Linked DNA regions of Homo sapiens: region 2 is linked to region 1. The links are chromatin loops, found by intact Hi-C in ENCODE. Cell type or tissue: endothelial cell of umbilical vein. All regions are shown on one strand. Links, peaks and the distances in the headings refer to the core of each region. The heading gives the core; the rest is flanking DNA.

Region 1 (2,919 bases), core at 112-2,611:
GAGTGCCTGGGGGGCAGGGCAGGCTGCCATCTTGGCTATTCGAGTTTCTCAGTCAATCCAGGCTGCCAGCCCTGAAGAGCCCACAGCGATCTGGGACTGAAGGGATCCCCAACACACAGCACACCTGCTCTACCCAAAAGTGCTAGAGTGATTCTTTAAATGGTTCCTTGATCCTGTTCCTCCTATGTGAAAACTCCCAACAGAGGTCTCCAACCACCTGCTACAGGCATGTCCAGGCCCACAACAGGCAGATACCCATCTGAGATGGAGTTTCCAGAGGAAGGAGCAGGCTGCCATTTGACAGTATTAGACAGATCACTAAGACAGAAAATTAACAAAGATATTCAGGACCTGAACTCAGCTCTGGATCAAGTGAACCTGGTAGACATCTACAGAACTCTCTGCCCCAAAACAACAGAATATACATTCTTCTCATCGCCACATGGCACTTACTCTAAAATTGATCACATAATCGGAAGTAAAACATTCCTCAGCAAATACAAAAGAATTGAAATCATAACAATCTCTCAGACCATAGTGCAATCAAATTAGAACTCAAGACCAAGAAATTCACTCAAAACCATACAACTACATGGAACTTGAACAACTTGCTCCTGAATGACTATTGGGTAAATAATGAAATTAAGGCAGAAATCATTTGTGTCCACACCCAAATCTCATCTCAAAATGTAATCCCCAGGTGTTGAGGGAGGGACCTGGTGGGAGGTGATTAGGTCATGGGGGTGGTTCCCCCGTAATGTTCTCGTGATAGTGAGGAAGTTCTCTTGAGATCTGATGGTTTTAGAAGGGGCTCTTCACTTCCTACCCATGCTCCCTCTCACCTGCCACCATGTAAGACATGCCTGCTTTCCCTTCCACCATGATTGTAAGGTTCCTGAGGCCTCCCCAGTCGTGTGGAACTGTGAGTCAATTAAACCTCTTTCCTTTTGAAGTTACCCAGTCTCAGGTATGTCTTTGTAGCAGTGTGAAATGGACTAATACAGTAAATTTGTACTGGTAGAGGGAGTACTGCTATAAAGATACCCAAAAATGTGGAAGCAACTTTACTTTGGAATTGGGTAACAGGCAGAGGTTGGGACAGTTTGGAGGGCTCAGAAGAAGATAGGAAGATGTGGGAAAGTTTAGAACTTCCTAGAGATTTGTTGAATGGTTTTGATCAAAGTGCTGATAATGATGTGGACAGTGAAGTCCAGACTGAGGTGGTCTCAGATGGAGATGAGAAACTTCTTGGGAACTGGAGCAAAGGTCACTCTTGCTATGCTTTAGCAAAGTGACTGGCAGGCATTTTGTCCCTGCCCTAGAGATCTGTGGAACTTTAAACCTGAAAGAGATAATCGGAAATTGGAACTTATGTTTAAAAAGGAAACAGAACATAGAAGTTTGGAAAATTTGCAGCCTAATGATGTGATAGACAAGAAAAACCAATTTTCTGGGGAGAAATTCAAGCTGGCTGCAGAAATTTGCATAAGTAATTAGGAGGCAAATGTTAATCGCCAAGACACTGGTGAAGATGTCTCCCAGGGCATACCAGAGATCTTGATGGCAGCCCCTCCCATCACAGACCCACAGGACTAGGACGGAAATATGGTTTCATGAGCTGGGCCCAGGGTTCCCCCTGCTCTGTGCAGTCTAGGGACTTGGTACCCTGTGTCCCAGCTACTCCAGCTCTAGCCATGGCTAAAAGGGGCCAAGGTACAGCTCAGGCCATTGCTTCAGAGGGTGCAGGCCCTAAGCCTTGGTGGCCTCCACATGGTGTTGGGCCTATGGGTGCACAGAAGTCAAGAACTGAGGTTTGGGAACCTCTACCTACATTTCAGAGGACATATGGAAATGTCTAGATGTCCAGCCAGAATTCTGCTGCAGAGGCAAAGCCCTCATGGAGAACCTCCACTAGGGCAGTGCAAAGGGGAAATGTGGGGTTGAAACACTCACACAGAGTCCCCACTGGAGCACTTCCTAGTGGAGATATAAAAAGAGGGCCACCATCCTCCAGACCCCAGGATGCTAGATCCACTGACAGCTTACACCACATGCCTGGAAAAGCCAGCAGTGAAAGCAGCTGGGGAAGGGGACGCTACCCTGAAAGGCCATAGGGGCAGGGCTGTCCAAGGCCATGGGAGCCCACCCTTTGCATCAATGTGCCATGGATGTGAGACATGGAGTTAAAGGAGATTCTCTTGGAGCTTTAAGATTTAATAATTGCTCTGCTGGATTTCAGACTTGCATGGGGCCTGTAGCCCCTTTGTTTTGGCCAATTTCTCCCACTTGGAATGGGAGCATTTATCAAATGCCTATACCCCCATTCTATCTGGAAGTAACTAACTTGCTATTTACAGGCTCCTAGGTGGAAGGGACTTGCCTGGTCTCAGATGAGACTTTGGACTTGGACTTTTGGGTTAATGCTGGAATGAGTTGACTTTGGGAGAACTTTTGGGAAGACATGATTGGTTTTGAAATGTGTAAAGACATGGGTTTCGGAGGGGCAAAGAGCAGAATAATATGGTTTGGTTTTGTGTGCTCACCCAAATCTTATCTCAAAAATGTAATCCCCAGGTGTTAAGGAAAAGACCTGGTTGGAGGTGACTGGATCATGGGATTTGTTTCCCTCATGCTTTCCTCATGTTAGTGAGTGAGTTCTCCTGAGATCTGATGGTTTTATAAGGGGCTCTTTCCCCTTCACTTCTTTCACATGCTCTCTCTCACCTGCCACCACATAAGACATGCCTGCTTCCCCTTCCACCATGATTGTAAATTTCCTGAGGACTCCCCAGTCATATGGAACTGTGAGTCAATTAAATCTCTTTTCTTTATAAATTACCTAGTCTCTGGTATGTCTTTGCAGCAGGGTGAAAATGAACTAATATGACCATTGATGCAAAAATTTGCAAAAAAATACTG
Region 2 (2,919 bases), core at 249-2,748, 50 kb after region 1:
AGCCTCAGATTAAAGTGATATGGCAAATTAGGCTTGATCCTTGCAGATATCCATGTGAAAGATTCAGTTTGAGGGGAAAACCATGGCAACATGAGTTCTAAGAAATTAGTGATGTTCATAATAAGTGGGTTAGCTCTACTGGAGTTTCTTTTTAAAAAAAATAAATAAATAAAGATGGTGTCTCGCTATGTTGCTCAGGCTGGTCTCAAACTCCTGGGCTCAAGCATTTCTCCCACCTGGGCCTCCCAAAGTGCTAGAATTACAGACATGAGCCACCATGCATAAAGCAAAAAAGATTTATCTCTCTGAGGGATGATGCTGGCCAAAGTTTTTGGAGGCTGGGATTTTAGTGAAGTGAGCAAGGACTTAGGACAGGGCTTAGAAGCAGCAAGAAACTGAGTATGGGAAATAAAGTATGGATTTGCGTTTAAACAGGTTTGGATCTAAGTTCCAGGCCTGCAACTTAATGAAATCTAATTTTTAAGAGCTAAGCCTTAAAAATCCAGAATGTCTGGATTTAAATCCCGATTTTGTTACCTACTAGCTGACGTTTTCTGTTTTTTTGTTTGTTTGTTTTGTTTTTACATATCATTCATCTTTTATATTCCTTAGGTTTCTTGTAAATAGAATAGGAAATGAGAATAGTACCTACTTCATAAAATTGTTACAAGGATTAAATGGGTTAATACATATAAAGGGATGAGAAAGTTCCTGATGGCTTGTTATACTCAGCACTCAATAACTGTCTACTATTACTGATATTTATTATTTATTAACAAATTATCATTATTAATTCCCCTAGGCAATTTATTTAACAACTATGAACCTCAGTTTTCTCTCCTTTAAAAATGGAAACTATTATTATATGTATCACAGAGGTTTTCAGGAGGATTAAATAAGATATTTAAAACATCACCAATATAGTATGTAGCACATGGAAGAAGTTCAGCAACTGGCTACCTTTATTTCTCCTTTTCTCCAAGGAAAGTGATATGTTAAGAGGGAAAACAGGGTGGTTGCAGTTGGAGATACTGGGTGTTGCCAGATGGGATTATGAAATTATGAGTGCTATCAACAAATTTCAGCTCCTGTCATCCCTCTGTCTTCTAGGAGTGGAGACTTCTGTCCTGATGGAAGTTGACCCAGAAACTAGAGTCAACAAGGAAAGGGTTTTGGTTATCATAATGCAATAGGGTTTTAGGAGACACCACATTTATTACACTAAACTAATATCTAAAATGTGTAATACTTTAGTTGAGTTTCTAGGTTTAGTAAGTAAAACCCTGTTTTTACTGGAAAGACATGATCAGATCAAAGGAAATGAGCCTCATTTCCCCTGCCTCTGTGTTCTCTGCAGCTACTTTCAATTTAGATGGATCCACTTTGGGTTTCACTGCTGTTCATGTTTCTGGCCATTCTCGATAGACATAGGTTACAGAATAATAGCTTTCCCCATTTGTACCTCCTCCACTTATCTCTCTTCCAGACCTGAATGCTGGTACACTAGTCTTGACAGCTATGTTTGTCTTTTCTTTTCTTCTCACCCTTTTTGATACAGGGTCTCATTCTGTCACACAGGCTATATAGTGCAGTGGTGTGATCACACCTCGCTGCAGCCTCCACCTCCCAGGCTCAAGTGATCCTCCCACCTCAGTCTTCCAAGTATCTGGGACAACAGGCATGTACCACCATGCCCAGCTAATTTTTTTAAAAATTGTTATTGTTTTTGTAGAGACAGGGTCTCACTGCATTACCCAGGCTGGACAAGTAGGTTTTCCTTGCTCCCTAACTTGCTTTACTGCCAAATAAACCTGTGGTCCAGTGTCTCAGAGCTGAGTCCTAAGGGCCTGTGTTACAGATCTTTTACCCACACCACAGTCTATTGGAAGGAGCTTACCAGGGTACCTGGTTGCACTGGTTTCTTTCCCTTGGGGCTGGAATCTTCCCTTTGCTTTGCCCCTATCTAGATGCATGGAGATGGATGTTCTATATTTGAGTCTACCACCAATCTCCTTCCAAGGTGTCCAATTGCAGCCCGTGTGTCTTGCTGGAACTCACCCACTTGAATTCCTACTATAAGCCCATCACAATATCTGGGCTTAGAGCCCCATGGACCTAGTATTGGAATTTAGTCTAAAACTTTCAAACTTCTTGAAAAGAATAAAGGACTTACTGTTTGTGTGATTCTAGGCCATCCATTCTGGGTCAATCATATTCAACCTTACCCACCCTGTCAAGTCACTTTCTAAACAGGTCTGCCTGAGTTATTGCATTCCCAGCATGCCTCACTTCAGAGCATGGCTCAAGTAATAAGAATGGTCTTTATTTACCTACTCAAATACCATAGAAGTGACAGTGTTTATTCCAAAGTTGGTGGCTCACAATTAACATCTCTGTGCAGTGATCAGGATGGTGGCTTTGTTTCTCATTGGAACAAGGATCTGGGGACTCGTTGCTGGGGCCTGACCTCACCCAGAGGCAGTGGAATGCTGCTGCTTTGGAAGCCAGGGGAATGACCTGCAGAACTGACTGCACTGTTTCCTGCAGCATCTGGAGATTCCTCACTACACTACTTAATTTCTGCCTGACCCTGAATGGCCTTGAGAACTTATGATGAGGTCCCAGACTGGAATAACTTAACTGGCTTCAACGAATTCCCAGAGCGCGCTAGTACAAATAACACACATTCGTATTTGGGTGGGAGCAGGAAGCAGTTGGGAATTAGAGGGATATGGAAAGATATTTTCTCCAGCTTGCACTTAAATTTTAATGACCAGAGAATGTAACATTGAACTGTGACTCATTTTTATCGCCCTCTGTCATATGTTATTTGTAGATCTACCTTCTGGGAGTTTTATTCAAGATGATATGGTCCACTGCTCATATCTTTGTGATGAAGGCAAGGACTGCTGTGACCGA

What was found. Hi-C counts contacts between places; a loop is a spot of excess contacts. Peaks named below come from ENCODE experiments on the same cell type or tissue, not always from the same donor. Only the 100,000 strongest peaks of a DNase experiment are listed, where the experiment ranks them.
Region 2: it touches region 1 in a loop (5-fold over the local background); 2 of 110 quality-filtered maps call a loop at or near these places.

Annotation. Positions count from the first base shown.
Region 1 is chr9:110,595,939-110,598,857 of GRCh38, reverse strand. No RefSeq gene overlaps it. Among named protein-coding and RNA genes, the nearest start is that of SVEP1, 18 kb to the right of the region's middle. In endothelial cell of umbilical vein, for the core only: no CTCF peak of the experiment used is centred there; no DNase peak of the experiment used is centred there.
Region 2 is chr9:110,546,209-110,549,127 of GRCh38, reverse strand. It overlaps SVEP1 (sushi, von Willebrand factor type A, EGF and pentraxin domain containing 1), which reads left to right. Exons shown (of 48, transcript NM_153366.4): 3 at 2,837-2,919. Among named protein-coding and RNA genes, the nearest start is that of SVEP1, 32 kb to the left of the region's middle. In endothelial cell of umbilical vein, for the core only: no CTCF peak of the experiment used is centred there; no DNase peak of the experiment used is centred there.